Linked DNA regions of Homo sapiens: region 2 is linked to region 1. The links are chromatin loops, found by intact Hi-C in ENCODE. Cell type or tissue: Caco-2. All regions are shown on one strand.

Region 1 (8,000 bases):
TGACTCATCAAGGAGGACCCTGTTTCCAGGGGTTACACATGCGGTTTCCGCGGTGGTGGCCCTGTACGGCCAGTGGAAGTGGCACAGGGACAGAGAGGCACATGCCGGCCCCTCCAAGGGCCCAAGGGGTGCACGCGGCCCTCGGCTCCTGTCCCGGCACCTGGGCATGGCGGCCATCCCCTCCCCTCCCTCCTTTGTGGGGGGTGAACCCATCTCCATCTCCTCCTCCCTGTGAAGGTCCAGGGGTCTGGCTGGCCCGCGTGTTTGCTGGGCACCTAGGGCAGGGCGGCGTCTGGCCCCAGCCTGTTTGCGGAGTGTGAATGAGTCCGCTGGCCGGAGGCAGCCTGCGGTTGGATCTCCCCGGGCTTCGGGTGGGGCGGGTCCCAGGGCCGCGGGTGGGGAAAGTGCAGCCCATCCTGGTCCCAAGCGGGGGTGCGACGGCTCAACACTGGTCCTTGTGAGTCAGGCTCTCCCTACAGGACGTCCCCCAGGTGATCGCTGGGGCCTCGTTGACCACGGGCCTCCCCAGTCGCCAACGGGAAGGCAGAAGGCAGAAAAGAGGCCAGCCGGGAGGCGGCCGTTGCCACAGGAGCCCGCGGCGCGGGGAGGACGCCTCGGCTGCAGGCGGGGCTCCTGGCAAGCGTCGGGGACGCGGCCTCCCACCGGTCGGGTCGGGAGGGAGCAGGCTTCTGGGGAGAGTGGGCGACCTCGGCGATCCAGGAATCGGTCTGCGACAGACTGACTCCTAGATAGGAAAACACACGTTTCCGGCAGCATCGCCTGTAACTGGAAAGACACAAGGCTCAATGCCGGGGACTGGTCCGTCAATCACGGGCCCTGGGACAGTCCTGCGGCCCCCAGACAGCGGCGAAGAAAGCTCTGCGCGCCCCGGTTTGTTCCGGGAGCGCCTCTGGGAGCCGCAGGCTCTGGATATCAGAGGGAGGGCGCGACCCCGTGGCGGGAGCCGCAGGGTGCTGGGGTTGCGTTCCCGCCCTCTCTGCGTTTCCTTTAGTGACTCCCGCTAAGAGGGGCTGAGGCGGAAACCCCCGCACTGAGTGTGAAACTCAGGAGCTCGCTGAGGCCCCCTGGTGCTTCCCGGGGCCGCGTGCATTGGCCTGATTTCATTTTGTTCCGTTGCCTGTAAGCTGAGAATTTCATTTTCTGGTGAGAATCCGCCATAGAAGCTCTGGTTCTGGGAACTGTCATTTCAAAGAGACGCAAAAAAAAAAAAAAAAAAAAAAAAAGACTGAAAGACTGTCTCGATGGCGCTGTGATCTCGCTGGGTTGAGAGGCCACTGCCCTGAAACCCAGGGCCCGTGAGGCAAAGGGTGGCGGGGGGTCCAGGGCTGCCCAGCGCTGGCAACACAGAGGCTCCCCCAAGCCATGCCGGGGGCTGGCACCGCCTCCTGAGGACCCCCGAGTGGATCCCTCTCCCAGGCTGGCATCACGCCCCATCCCGTGGCTCCCGGGCGCCCATCAGGGGCTGGTCCAACACGCCCTCCAGGGAGGGCTGGAGACTGCAGAAGAGCGCTCTGAGCCCGTCTGACCGCACGGGGTGGGCTCCCGCCGCAGGCAGGCCCGGCCCCCGGGACACGGACGCGGCAGGGACGTCCCCCACGGCACGGGGCCCGCAGCCCCTAGAGCTGGGCCCCGGAGGCGGCTGCGAGGCTGCGGGGCTGGACGGGTTAAGCCTTTCCCGTTACCTCATGCTGGCCTCCGCCTCTGAACATCTGGCAGGAATATTTCTTTACAGCCGTCTGAGCTGTGGGGGAGTCTGGCTGCGTTCCCAGAGCCTTTTCCTCAGATTTCAGCGGAATGGGGGAGCCAGCAGGAGCCGGCGTGGACCCCAGGGAGGAGGCTTCCCGGGAAGGGACGGCGCTGAGGCCGCACCTGGCCCCCAGAGCCCACCCTGAAGGCTCCCGGGCAGCCAGCGCATTCCTGCTGACGAGAATCACTTCCGGCGCCGCTGACCCGGCCCGGGAGACCCTGTTCCGGCGCCGCTGACCCGGCCCGGGAGACCCTGAGATGTCTGTGGGCAGCAGTGGGAGCCCTCGGGTGGGGTTGCCGAGGCTGCGGAGGGCCAGGGCTGCACGAGTGGCACAGCTCAGACCTGGGGTCCCTGTGTGAGACCCCGCACCCCGGGCCGGGGCCCGAAACTCCCTCCTCTGTGCCCCCATCATGGCTTCTGGGCCCAAAAGGTCGTGGGGGGAGGGGCGGGCTCCCGAGCACTGGGTTTCAAGCCCCGATGCTGTCGGTCCTGCCGGCCCCATGCTCAGACACCCGGTTCCCTTCGCAGCGCAGGGCAGGGCCCAGGGGCTTCTAGGACCTGGTCTCGGAGCTCCACACAGGCCCTCCCCCGGCAGTGGGGAGCTCAGCTGCGGGGGCTGCCCCATGTCCCGCTCACCCGCCGGCATGCAGCAGTTTTAACGAGGCTGGGGCAGTAGGGAAGAAAGGGTTAGGATCCCTTACAGACCAGCAGCCCCCACTCCGGCTGGGTCCCAGAGAGACGGGGGCGGGGGGCTCCTTGCCACTCTGCAGGGAGCTGAACATGGGTGGTCACAGTCCCACATCACCCCACTCCTCAGACACCCAGAGGGTTTCCACGCAGGACCACAGCATCTGTAGGGGGCCACTCAGACCCTCCGTCTCTCTGCCTGACCACACCGTGGCTCAGAGAAACTGCTGGCATCCTGCCTGGTATACCCCAGGCTGGATGTGCCAGGAAAGCTGGGGCAGTCAGAACTGGGTGCGGTCCCAGCTCTGTCACCCACTAGTTGCCTGAGCTCGGGTCGGGACACAGGCTCCCAGAAGCTCCGTTTTCTCAAGTTGTCAAGAGAATGTCCACTCTGTCGGTGGGAGCTGATGGAGGGAGTAACAGTGACAGAGCTGGGGCTCCCATGAGGCCGAGGTCCACAGGCCCGGGGCTCAGAGACCAGTCCAGATGGACGCAGCACACAGCTGCCAGGGGCCCGCCCACCCAGCCCAGCTTCCCAGCATCTGGTTTCCATTGTCCCCACATGGGAGTCACAGAGCCTGGGGCCGAGTGCCTGGGTAACATCTGGGCTTCTCAGGAACACTCACACTCCCTGGGCCAATCAAACCCCAAAGAGAGGGTGCGGTGGGAACGCGGCTGGTCTGTGGAAAGAGACCTCATCTCCGTTCAGGGCCTCCAGGCCTCAGGGCCATCTCAGTGCCCACCTTACGGAGCTGTGGCTGGAGGCTCTGGGATCAGGACAAACTGGGAGCGAGACGCAGCCATCCCTGCTCTGGGCTGGGTCTGGGGTCCCAGGGTGCCAGCCACAGCCAGGCCGGAGGGCCCAGAGCAAGGCCCTCCCAGGTGCCCGGCCTCTGGAGTCCCCACCCTTGGGAGGCAGAGACCCTCGCGTTCAGCAGGGTGACCTCCGTGATCTAGGGCTCCTGGGCTACTGCCAGTTCCCTCCCCAAACATGTGACCCCAAAAGCATCAGGATCTGAGGGTTGTTTCAGAGCTGGGGGAGGGGTTGGGTGCTCTTTTGCCCTCAGGAGAGCAGGCCCAGTACTCAGTGAGTGCCCAGGGGTGAGGAGGGCTCAGGAGGCCAGCGCCGGGCCATCAGCCTCTGCACCCCAGGGTCTGAACTCAGGGTCTGAGCGAGTCCAGGGCTGCCCTGCAGTGACAGGGAGGGCCGAGGGTGGCAGAACTGGTGATGGTGGCTCTGGAGATGGCGGTGGGGGAAACGGGGGCAGGCAGCCTGGCTTTGGGACCCCAGGCCCCAAGGTCACAGTGACCTGTAGCCTGCTGGGTCCAGATACACAAGCAATTGTCACAGCCTAGCAGCTGGGGGGCTCTAGGAGGGAGGCTGGGGCTGCACAGTGAGGGGCAGTGCGGGGTGTGGGACACGGTTTCTGGAGTCTCTGCTCCCCCAGCCTCGTCCCTGCACAATCGCAGGCCCCCTCCTCCCCTCCCACTGAAGCTCACTCCAGACAGCTAGGTTGACAGCTGGGTGGGTGCCCCTGGACCCTGAGGCTGGTGAGGCTCCTGCGGACGCCATGGAGGGATGGTCAGGGGCGCCCTCTGCTGCCCATGGGCACCAGTGCAGGACGGTCCCCCGAGGGGCCCAGAGCCAGCACTGTCCCCTTTCCGTGGCCTCCCCGCTGGCCCCAGATGCCTGGGTCCACCGGTGCCTGGGAGACTCTGGCGAGGCTTCCGCTGGGGTCAGTGGATTTGCCACCCCCTCTCTGTCCTGACCCTGCCGGAGGCCAGTGAGGGAGCAGCTGGAACAGGGAGCCCTCCAGGCCTGCAGGCAGCGGCTTCCCTTGGCTGCAGGGACTGGGTGGGAGCCGGAGCCTGGCCCGGAGGCTGTGGGGTGCAGGAGGTGCGAGGAGCCCTAGGCCAGGGTCACAGCCCAGGTAGGAGGCATCAGGGCCTCCGTGGTCGTTGTTTTCAGCAGAGACCTCGGGGGAGACGCAGTGCCTGCCAGAGCCCACTGCAGTGGTCGGCTCCAGTTGCCCCAGGCCAGGCTACGCCTGGGCGTTTCTCCAGGTCTCCTGAGAACCCCTTTCCCCTGATAATGGGAACAATCCCCTCACCTTCCCCTTTGCAGAGGCAGGAATGGTGCTGGCTCACTGTTACATTATTCTCTTACCTCTTTGTCTCCTTTAATTTGACCTTTCCTGACCTTGACGTTTTTGAGACGTTTAAGCCACTTATTCTGTAAAATGCATCTCAAGTTGGGCTTGTGGGGCCGTTTCTCATGACCAGGTCCAGGCTGTGTGTTCCGGCCGGAATTCCACAGTAGTGCTGGGGGCCCTCGGGCGGGAGTCAGAGGCTGCTGCTAATGGGAGCTTCGATTTAGGGCAGCTTGAACCTGTGCTCCCAGGTGGCTGTCCTTAAGCTCTGGGCTCCAGTAAACTCTATGCTTAATCATATTTTCTGAGTCTGGTAATTTAAGACGGACAATGATATCCCTGTCTATCATCCGTCTAATTTTGTTATTCATCTATTGACCTCCAGCTACCATCCCTCAGTGTACTGGGGCTGCTGTAATGAAATGCCATACCGTGGGAGGCTTCCATAACAGAAACTAATTTTTTCATAGTTCCGGAAGCTAGAAGTTCAAGGTCAAGGTGCTGTCAGGGTTGGTTTCTGGTGAGGCCTCCCTCCCTGGCTTGCGTACAGCTGCCTTCTCATTTCTTCACATGGCCTCTTCTCTGTCCACTTGCAGAGAGAGAACAATCTCTGTGTCTCCTCTGAGAAGGACACCAGTCCTGTCAAATTAGAACCCCACCCTTATGACCCCATTTAACCATAACTACCTCCTTACAGGTCCCATCTCCAAATGCACTCACATTAGGGCTTAAGGGCTTTGACATATGAACACGGGAGGGACACAGTCAGTCTGTAACACCACTGACCCATGCACACCTGTGTGTCTGCTTGGCTGCCTTCCCGCCACTGTAACACCTTTTCAGAGAGTGGAGACCAGACCCCCACCAGCCACAGTGTAATTGTCTATTTGCTGCATCCGAGAATACACAGAAAGCAGCTTCAGGGTTGCTAATCCCTACCTGTGTGAAAAGCAAACCTACTGTGTAGAGCTTATTTATAATTTTTTAATAATATAATTATATATAAATAGATAATTATACAATTATAATATTTACTTATAATTTTGAGGGATCTTTGGCCTATGAGTACATGGTCAAAATACTTTGTTCAAAAATTTCTTTTTTTTTTTTGAGACAGAGTCTCGCTCTGTCACCCAGGCTGGGGTGCAGTGGTGCTATCTCGGCTCACTGCAACCTCCACCTCCTGGGTTTGAGCGATTCTCGTGCCTCAGCCTCCCAAGTAGCTGCACCTGCACCTGCAGGTGCCTGCCACCATGTCTGGCTAATTTCTGTATTTTTACTAGAGACAGGGTTTCAGCATATTGGCCAGGCTGGTCCCGAATGCCTGACCTCGGGTGATCCGCCGACTTTGGCCTCCCAAATTACAGGCATGAGCCACCATGCCTGGCCTGTTAAAAAATGTCTTATCCTCCCCTTTCCCTTGCATCCAGTGTGCTTATATTATCCATTTGAAATGAAATGAGTGTCGATTCCATTTTGTTTCCCCACGCTTATTGGTTTCAGTTATTAGTTTCTGAGTAGGGGAGACAATAACATGTTCTGAAGTTTGGAGTTACAGAAGGGTTTGCTCACGCAGTGGTCACTCCCGTCTCCCCCTCCTTTCTGCCCTGCCCCACCCACCTCCTGGAGGCAACCAGACATTCTCAATTCTCATTTAGCCTTTCTGTGTTTCTTTTTGCAAAAGTAAAATGATGCATGTATATTATTTTCTTATTTCTCTTTTTTCTCACCCCAAATAGCCTACTATAATCTTTTGCTCTTTGCCTTTTTTCATCACTTAACAACATACATTGAAATCACTCCGTGTTGGGTCATAGAGACCATCCTCATTCTCTGTGCAGCTGCATGAAGGCACTATGTGGCAGTACCTTAGCTTAGCCAACACACGTCTACACAGGAGCATTTAATTTTTTCCGGTATTTCACAACCACCAATTATACTGCATCAAATGACCTTGTGCCTACAAGTCTTCCTATCGTTGGAGGTTTTCTTCGGTGTGAATTCGTAACGTGGAGTTGCTGGGTCACGGAGTTTTATCGGATTGAACTGCCTTCCGCACGGCTGTGCAGCTTGGAGTCGTCAGCCAGTGAGAGGCCACGGCCTCATCAATACTGTAACTGTCACAACACGAGATTGGAGAGGACCTCTCACTGTAGTTTTAATTTTTATTTCTTATTCCAAATGAAGTTGAACAACTTTTCATATAATTAAAGATCTTTTTTTTTTTTTTTTTTTGAGACGGAGTCTCGCTCTGTCGCCCAGGCTGGAGTGCAGTGGCGGGATCTCGGCTCACTGCAAGCTCCGCCTCCCGGGTTCACGCCATTCTCCTGCCTCAGCCTCCCAAGTAGCTGGGACTACAGGCGCCCGCCAACACGCCCGGCTAATTTTTTGTATTTTTAGTAGAGACGGGGTTTCACCGTTTTAGCCGGGATGGTCTCGATCTCCTGACCTCGTGATCCGCCCGCCTCGGCCTCCCAAAGTGCTGGGATTACAGGCGTGAGCCACCGCGCCCGGCCTAAAGATCATTTTTATACATTTTTGGAGAAATGATCTATTCATGTTTCATGTCTTTTGCCCATTTTTCTGTTGAGTTTTTGATGTTTTCCCCCTCAAATATTGAATTTTTTAATATATGGAATATTAGCTATGCATCTGTGATTGTGCAGCACACACCTTCTCCTCGTCTCTCAATTTTCCTTTGCCTTTGTGGTGTTTTGGGCCATGCAGAATGCTATTATTTTCATGTAGTCAAATTAATCTTTTGTTTTGATTCCTAGAAAAATCTTTCCTCATATTCAGGGTATGGAGGAATTCACCTGTATTTCCTCTAGTACTTGTTTCATTTTTTACATTCAGATCCCAAATCCACTGGGGTGTATTCTTGTGTATGGTGTGAGGTGTGTGTGCCGGGGAAACTCTAACCCTGTTTCTCCTCTGCTCTCACACCACAACAACCGTCAACATGGAAGAAGACTTCTGCAACCAAATGTGCAGAGGTTTCCCCACACATCAGGCAGCGGGCACCTCTAATTCAGTTCCAACGCTGCCTGCCCAGAGCTAGTTTCACCTCCTACAGTGTAAGGGGTCCGTCCCCAAGACCACTCCCTCTTTCCCACCAGTGGCAAGTGTGGGCCTCTGGAGCCTCTGACCAACCAGCTTCCAGCTGGAGTTTGATTAATTTGCTGGAGTGGCTCACAGAACCCAGGGAAACACTTATGTACATTACCAGCTTATTATAAAGGATGTTGCAAAGGATACGCATGAAGAGGCCGAGGGGGAGGGAAGGGGGAGGGGCTTGTTGCTTCCATGTCCTCCCCGGGCAGCACCCTCCAGGACCTTCCATGTATTCAACTCCAAAAGCTCACTGAACACTGTTCTCGTGGGCTTTTATAGAA
Region 2 (8,000 bases), 51 kb before region 1:
GGTCTGTTTTTCAAGGTTTTTATCCATTTTATCTAAACTGTTAATTCTTCAGATATTTTTGTCTTCCATTTTCTCTCTCTCATTTTTAGATCCCAAATTCTTATATTTCAGACTTCTTGTTATAATCCCGCATTTTGCAGAAGTTCTGTTCATATTTTGAAAAATCTTTTTCCTTTGTCTTGAGGAAAAAGTTTGAATACTTTCCAGTGACCTTCAAGTTCGTGATTCTTTCTTCTGCATTATACAATTGAAGCCCACCCATTGATTTTTTTCTTTCATATGGTCTATTAGTATTCACATTCATCTTTTGAAATATACCATTTGTTCACCCACATTTGAAATAATTGTTTTAGTATTTTCTCTTCCCAATTACTGGTTCATCTGATAATCATCTCCTTCTAGAGATTTTGTTTTCTTCTAAGTATAAACCATACATTTTCACTTACTTGCATGTTTTATATATTTTTGTTGTTTGGCACATTGTGTATAAATGAATAATGAAGATTGAAGCATTTTTGTTTTGGTTCCTTAGACATGCATTTCCTTTCCTCAGAATGTAGTGAGGGTGAGAAGCCAATCACTCAGCTTTCTCCTAGAATCTCCTTGAGAAAAAAAAAAATTGCAGCTTTAACCTGTGATTACTCAACTTCAAATTCCTGAGATAGAGTTTTTCAGACTTGTCAGTGTTTGGTCTTAGAGGGGGCTGGTTGCAGTTTCAACTCAGGCAGGGGTGTGGAATCCATTAATCACAGCAAGTATGAGATCTTATGGTTTATTTCTGCTTAGCCACCCTTCCTCCACTGCTATGTTTATGTCAAAACTTGGAGTGGGGAAGGTGAATTGCTCAGGTTATGTGCTCTATCCTTGCCTTTGTGGCTTTTCTAGACTCCAATTTGTCCCATCAGTTCATACTGCCACCCAAAGTTCAGCAGACAGCACTTTGTCCCCATAAAGTTTCTTATCCACAGCAGGCCGATCCTCCTCAGACCTCAGTAGGAAGCCTGGGAGCTGTCATCTCTCTTTCTTGCCTATGCTTGTTTCTTTCTGGAATTCAGTTCTCAAGGCTTTCTTCATGCTGCTGCCTGACCACGACCCCCACCCCAGTCTTTTAGAAAAGTACAATTTTAATTTTGTTTGAGTTTCTCTTGTTGTTCTCATGGGAACAAAGTCTTTCTCATGTTAATATAAAGCAGAACTCTCCTGTATCTGGCATTCTGCTACTTTCTTTTTCCAGTCAAAGTGTGTCATGGATTTTTTTCATGTGAACACAAATAGGTTTACCTTATAATTTAGAGCTTTAAACACTTATACTTTGTTTTTCAAACAGACGTAATGCCTTTTCATTATTGGTAGAGTACTAAAAGCACAATAAAAAATAAAAAAATCAAAGTTAATCATTAACTTTCCTTGTCTTCTTTTTTTAAAAAATTGAGGAATAACTTACATATGGCAAAATGCCCAAATCTCAATTGTATAGCTCAATAAATTTTAGATATATTTACACTGTGTGACCACTGCTCATATCGAGATATAGAACATTTCCATCATTATTCTTCCCAGTCAATATTGTCTCCCAGAGAAAACCATTATTTTCATTTCTAGCATCATGGTTTGGATTTTTCCGGTTCTTAAGTTTAATAATTGGAAGTGTGTAGTATGTACTCTACTGTGCCTGACTTCTTTTGCTCAAATAATGTCTGTGAGATTCATCCATACTGTCATGTGTCTCTATTGCTTATTCTTTTTATTGTTGTATACTATTCCATTGATGAATTACACTACAATTATTTCTCCATTAGCCAAGTGATAGACAATTGAGTTGCTTCAAGTTTTTGGCTTGTTATCAATGAAGTCGCTGTGAATTGTTGTTGGACATTTCACTGATTTTTCTAACTTTGCTTAGGGTGAAATGATTGTATCATGAAGAGATGTATATATAGCTTTAACAGAAATTGCCTATTTTCCCACATGATGGAATCACTTCGCATTCCAGGAGTGTATGAAAGTTCCAGTTGTTTCACGTCCTCACCACATTTGGTATTATCAGCCTTTTTAGAGTGCTGTCACTCTGTTGGGTATGTGATAGGGCCTCATAAAGTCTTAACTTGTACTTCCCTGATGCTCTCCCATTCTTTTTAGTGGCTGCATGTTATTCTCCAGTATGAATATGCTGGAATTTATTTAGCCATTCCCTGCTGATGGATATTATCTTTGTTTCTAGTTTTAATTCTTTAAAATACTGTTTCATTTCACACTTTTGACCCATACCTTTGGGTCCACATGCAGATATTTCTGGGTTCAGGTCTTAGGGTACTCAGCACTGCAGTGTAAGGCATGAGGGAGCAAGCATGTCATGTAGAGCCCCTCACAGCCTGCCCACAAGACCCCCGTCCAGTATTATGCTGGTTCTTCTCACATGACACCAACACTTTGAACCAGATGCTTCTGGAAAAGTGACGCCTTTCCCATGCTAAGTCCCGGACCACATGTTAAGCTGTGTTTCCATTATCTTGCTCCTTCAAAGGCTTTTTTTCTGGAATCGCCTCTTCTTTTGACATCAGCATGAATGGGATGCATTTCCCTGGTTTTCCTTTCTTGGCTGCCTTTTAGACAAGGCATTTTGAAGATAACAGTTTTACTGCCTGTCACTGCAGCAAAGCAGACCGGTGACGACAGAAACCGAGCGGAGGAAGTTTTATGGCTCCTAAGTCATCCTGGAGACCCCAGGCCTTGCAGTCACCCTCCGCAGCCCACACTGCCCTGGTCCTGGCCACTGAGGTGAAAATTATAAGCTTCCCCTCCTGGGGTTTCCTTTTTTCTTTGCTCACATCAGGAACATCTACATTCAGACCTGGGTGGACTCTTTCCTTTTTTAAAGTTCCTGATATTGAGAGAGCTTGAGTCCATCAAAACTCTGGACAGTTAGGAAAGACTTGCCATAACCACACATAACGGACAGGCCTGGCCTGGACACCATCCTGAAGCTCACCCTAGAGCGCGGACGCGTCCGCACAGGTGGACGGCGTGGTGCTCGGAATGCAGTCACCCTGGATTGCGGACACTGGCTCCTCAACTCTAGCCGCGTTTGTTTGGGTGGGCACCTTTGACCTCTCTGTGCCTCACTGCCTCATCTGCGACACATGGGAAGGCAGAGGATCCACTTCAGAAGGTGGCTGAACCAGGACATTGAGGCGTGTGAGGTAACAGCCTGCAACACCGTCCACACGGGTGTGGGTGATGCCATCACCCCCGATTCCCCAGAGGAGGGGGCAGACGCAGACGACTCCAAGCTGGGACCAACCACCTGCTCAGTGGAGTCATCAACACCGCCGGCTGTGGACCCGGTGCTGCGTTTGGATCCCGGCCCTGTGCCTCAGTTACCCCATGGGTCCAGTGAGAGCAGGCACAGCCTGTCTGGCCAGCCGCTGGGGACTACACAGCCCCAGCTGTGCAAACCGCCACCAGCGGGCCCAGGTGGCCCAAGCCAGGCGGTCACCAAGCAGCCCAGCAGGAGGCTCTGGACCAGAAAGAGGCTCCCACTCAGCTGGGAGGGTGAGGCAGGGGCAGCCCAAGGTGGATGAACATGGATGCCGCTGGAAGCCCCACATCACTGGAAATGCACATCCAGAGCCAAGCAGGAGCCAGGCCACCGTGCATCTAGCCTGTGATTGGTTTAGAGATGCACACGTGATGCCCCTCCAGCCAATGAGATGCAAGGACTAGGAGCCTGGGGGAATCTGGGAAGGGTTTCTCTTCGGGACCACAGCCTCAGCTCCGGGTCTGCGGCTGCTTATCGTGTGGTGTGTGCGGACTCCCCAGGCACTTGCTGTCTCGCTGCAGCCCCTGTCCCCGTGTGGTGGCACCCTCAGGACCCCAGGGGAACAAGCGTGGAAGCGGGAGCCCAGGCTCCGAGGGCGGGGTTTCTGGGGACGCCGAGGCTACTGAGTTCACCGCTGGCTGGAGCAGAACGGACGGCAGCAGCCAGAACCCCACCCTTGAGGGCCTTCGAGCTCTGGGGCCTGTTGCAGGTTTTGAAAGCTCCTCCTGCTCCAGGGTGAATGCCGAAGTGCTTTTCATTTTCCGGGAAGCTGGTTTGGGAGACATTGTTACATTGCAAGTATTGCCAATCCGAGTCCTCCAGAAAGGCCGCGAGGAAGCTCATCTCCCTCACGGAAGGAATGTTCGTGCGCAGCTGCGAGTGGCCCTCATCCTCCGCCATGTGGTGTTTGAACAAAGTGTTTTGTTTGGTTTTTGTAGCTTCCAGATCACGTAAGGAATGCTAACATCCCAGACCTGAGCCTGTGGGCTGCTTTTCCTCCAAGTCAATGGCAGCTAGCTGGGCCTGGGCTCTAGCCCAGATGGTGGGAGTGACTTGGTCTGGGTTGGGCCTGGCATCAGAATCTTTAAAGATTCTCCCACCTCCAAATTATGCATGTGAAGCCAGCAGAGGACCTCTGCTCTGAAAGCCTGCTCAGGTTGGGACTGAAGGCCACCTGGAGGAGATGGCCGACCATCGAGTCCAGGTGATGGCTCCAGGTCCCTTCCCGATTTGTGCCTGGAGTCTGCAGGGTCATTTCTGTGCCCCCAGTTAGTGGGAGGCAGCTTGACACATGGGAAGTCCATTGTGTGTCTGGGACTTCTTACCGTACTTGTCCCCTCAGTCTCCTGGAGTGGTTCAGACATCGCAAGCCTCAGCTCAGCCATCCTGTACGTGCTCTACCACAGGGAAGTCTGAACAGCACTATGGCAGCTGACCTCAGCCTTTTCCGCCACATTTGGGAACCATCTGGGAGAAGAGATCAAACGCAAGCCCTAGGGGAAACCTCAGATCCAACTGGCAAAAGATATATAAATATGCTGAACAGGAGACAGAACCCACAGAAAAGCAACATGAAGGCAAAAGTAGTGGGGATCTGACCTAGGAATGCTGTCTTAACAAAAAGCGCAGCAGTGGATGGCTGCAGCTCATATGCGTGGAGCAGCCTAGAGAGTGAGGCAGTTTTCATCCCCTCCTCACTTCATCTTTTTTTTTTTTTTTTTTTTTTTTTTTTTTTTTTTTTTGAGACAGAGTCTTGCTCTGTCGCCCAGGCTGGAGTGCAGTGGCACGATCTCAGCTCACTGCAAGCTCTGTCTCCCAGGTTCACGCCATTCTCCTGCCTCAGCCTCCTGAGTAGCTGGGACTACAGGCGCCCGCCATCACGCCCGGCTAATTTTTTGTATTTTTAGTAGAGACGGGGTTTCGCCGTGTTAGCCAGGATGGTCTTGATCTCCTGACCTCGTGATCTGCCCGCCTCGGCCTCCCAAAGTGCTGGGATTACAGGCGTGAGCCACCGCATCCAGCCTCACCTCATCTTATAGCCATGCGATAGACACTTTTATCCAGCTTTACACATTGTATTTAAATACTTCCCATCGTACTTACCACGCCCTTGGCACTGGTCTAAGTGCATTGCAAAGATCACTTGAACCCTCAGGACAGCATTCTGCCATGGGTGATGTTATTACTCCCACATCAGAGATGAGCAAATGGAGGCCCTGACGGCTGAGATCTGAGTCTATGCAGGTCAGCTCCAGAGCCTATGCTCTTAACCTCAGCACTGTGCCGCCTCTGGCACAGTAACAAGGACTAAAGCAAGGAAGCTGTCAAGTTCAAGTTCTGCTCTTCCTTCAAAGAGCCAGATACATTTGGCTTTGAGTCTAGGCATGTCAAAGTCCAGCGTTCTCCTGGGGTGGGGTGGGGGGGTCTTCTACTTCATGAAGACTCTCCTCCTGATTTCACGTCTTAGGACCAGGGTCTGTATGCTGTAGGCAGTCCTGCCCTATATTCACCTGGGTGCAGAACTCTACAATGTGGCACTCCTCAAAAGCTTTCTGCTACATGGGGTGCTGGCGGAGGGTATTCATGTTGTGAAACACTAAGATGTACCTGGACTTCTGAAGTCCACTTTGCTATCCCCCAGACTTAACCCCTCCACAGCCTCAGCATTTTCTCTTCCCTCCCACATTTCCCCTAGTGACTGTAAACTCTTCAGTTCATTGTAGGTACACCTATGCCAACTCCCTTTTCTGAAGTAGCCATAATGAGGAGAATGGGTGCCAACACTTTTGCCCTTCATCTCAGTACTTGTCGAATTTTTACAAAGAAAATGAGAGCTCTTTCCACCAAGACACCTCTGGTGAATGAAGCTCTCTTAATTTTGTGGTTAGAAAATGTTTCTGTCTCTACCCAACTGGAGAAGGAAAAGCACAGGACAAGGAGGGAGAAGGCTCCATGTTATAGCCCCACCATCCACTGCCTGAGGGCCTGGAGAAAGTCAAGTCACCTCCCCTAGTCCCAGTTTTCTCTTCAGTAATTTAGGGACCATAGCACCTACTCTGTACTTGTGAAGAATTGTCAGTGATTTCTGGTTTAGGGAGCTGGGTGAAGCCCCCTGTCTCACTACCCTCACACCCAAGGATATGAACCACAACGGTTTGAGCAAGAAAAGACAAACAGCAACAGCCTTTACTGTTGAAAGTGGAGGAAGGGAAATCAGCTCCTTGCATCAAAGCAGCACCTGCCTCCACTCTGCCTGGAAGCTGCAGTGGGAGAGGACAGAAGTCAGAGCCCAAGGGAATGCCCCCCTCTCTGCCCCCCAATGATTCCTCTAAAAGGAGAGGGCTGAAGGAGATGGGAAAGGAGGTGGGAATTTCAGAGGAATTGTGGCCTTTCTCACCTTACTTCCTCCTGCCCCCACCAGACCCATGGTGATTCCTTATGAATTAGGGCTGGGGTTGCCAGCTTGGAAAGCCAAGTCTCAACAACTTTTAGATAGTCTCGGAAGAAAATGACATAAATCCTTATGAGGTGAAGTTGACAAATCAGGAGGTTTGGGGAAAGGAGTGTAAGTGTATTAGAATACTGGTCTTTCACAGTGGGAAGGCACAGATAGTTTCTAAGTTGGAAAAACATCAAGAAGTAACAGTTCTAAAGGGAGCCATAGGAAGAACTAAAATAAAAATGAGAATGAATTGGCTGGGCACGGTGGCTTAACGCCTGTAATCCCAGCACTTTGGGAAGCTGAGGCCAGCAGATTGCCTGAGCTCAGGAGTTCAAGACCAGCCTGGGCAACATGATGAAACCCCATCTCTACTAAAATACAAAAAATTAGCCCAGAGTGGCAGCGTGCACCTGTAGTCCAAGCCACTTGGGAGGCTGGGGGAGGGGAATTGCTTAACACGGAGGCAGAGGTTGCAGTGAGCCAGGATCGTGCCACTGCACTCTAGCCTGGGCAACAGAGCAGGACTCTGTCCAAAAAAAAAAAATTATAATCAGGAAAGATCAGAAAGTAGGTAAGAGGAGGAGAGGTGAGAAAAGTAGGTAAGAGAAGGTCTGCTGCTTTTCTTATCTTTTAACGTATATGTTCAATAGACATTGTCTAAAGTGCTAAATCTACAAAAAGAGTGTTGGGGTGTTTTATGGACTGAATGCTTGTGCCTCCTCCTCTCTCAAATTTGTATGTTGAAGCCCTAACTTCCAGTGTGGCCGTATTTAAAACAGGAAGTAATTGAGGTTAAATGAGGTCATAAGGGTCAGGCACTGATCTGATAGGAGCAGTGTCCTTAGAGACACCAAATATTTTTCTATACCCTCACAATCTCCTTCCATGTGTGAACCTGGCAAGAGAGCCACTGTTTTCAAGCCAGGAAGAGATCCTCCCCTATACCAGAAATCACCTATGCTGGCACCTTGATGTACTTCCAGTCTCCGGAACTGTGAGAGAAAGTAAATTTCTGTTGTTTAAGTCACCCAGTCTGTGGTACTTTGTTATTGTAGCCCAGGGAGACTAATATAGGGTATAATATATGAAAGAAAAAAGTGGAATAATTGAACAGTGTAACCCTTTCAGATCACCATAAGGAAAACATCCCACTTCTGAAAGAAGTTCATACAGTGAGAGTTAGAAAATAAAACATTATAAATAGAAAATGTAAAATGCTGGCATTAAAACAAAATGTGT

The links. Hi-C counts contacts between places; a loop is a spot of excess contacts. Peaks named below come from ENCODE experiments on the same cell type or tissue, not always from the same donor. Only the 100,000 strongest peaks of a DNase experiment are listed, where the experiment ranks them.
Region 2: a loop joins it to region 1, with 2.4 times the contacts of the local background. A loop is called at or near these places in 11 of 110 quality-filtered maps.

The regions. Positions count from the first base shown.
Region 1 is chr21:45,966,880-45,974,879 of GRCh38, reverse strand. LOC101928796 (a long non-coding RNA gene) reads right to left here and starts at 1,910. Exons shown (of 2, transcript NR_109931.1): 1 at 1,704-1,910; 2 at 1-786. RefSeq lists enhancers at 43-843, 1,153-1,202 and silencers at 1,463-1,532, 4,171-4,465. In Caco-2, CTCF peaks have their summits at 1,085 and 4,057 (motif pointing left); DNase peaks (open chromatin) are centred at 499, 1,039 and 4,049; H3K4me3 peaks cover 1,480 bases.
Region 2 is chr21:46,018,373-46,026,372 of GRCh38, reverse strand. No RefSeq gene overlaps it. Among named protein-coding and RNA genes, the nearest start is that of COL6A1, 41 kb to the right of the region's middle. RefSeq lists an enhancer at 2,947-3,446. In Caco-2, no CTCF peak of the experiment used is centred here; DNase peaks (open chromatin) are centred at 959 and 3,672; H3K4me3 peaks cover 424 bases.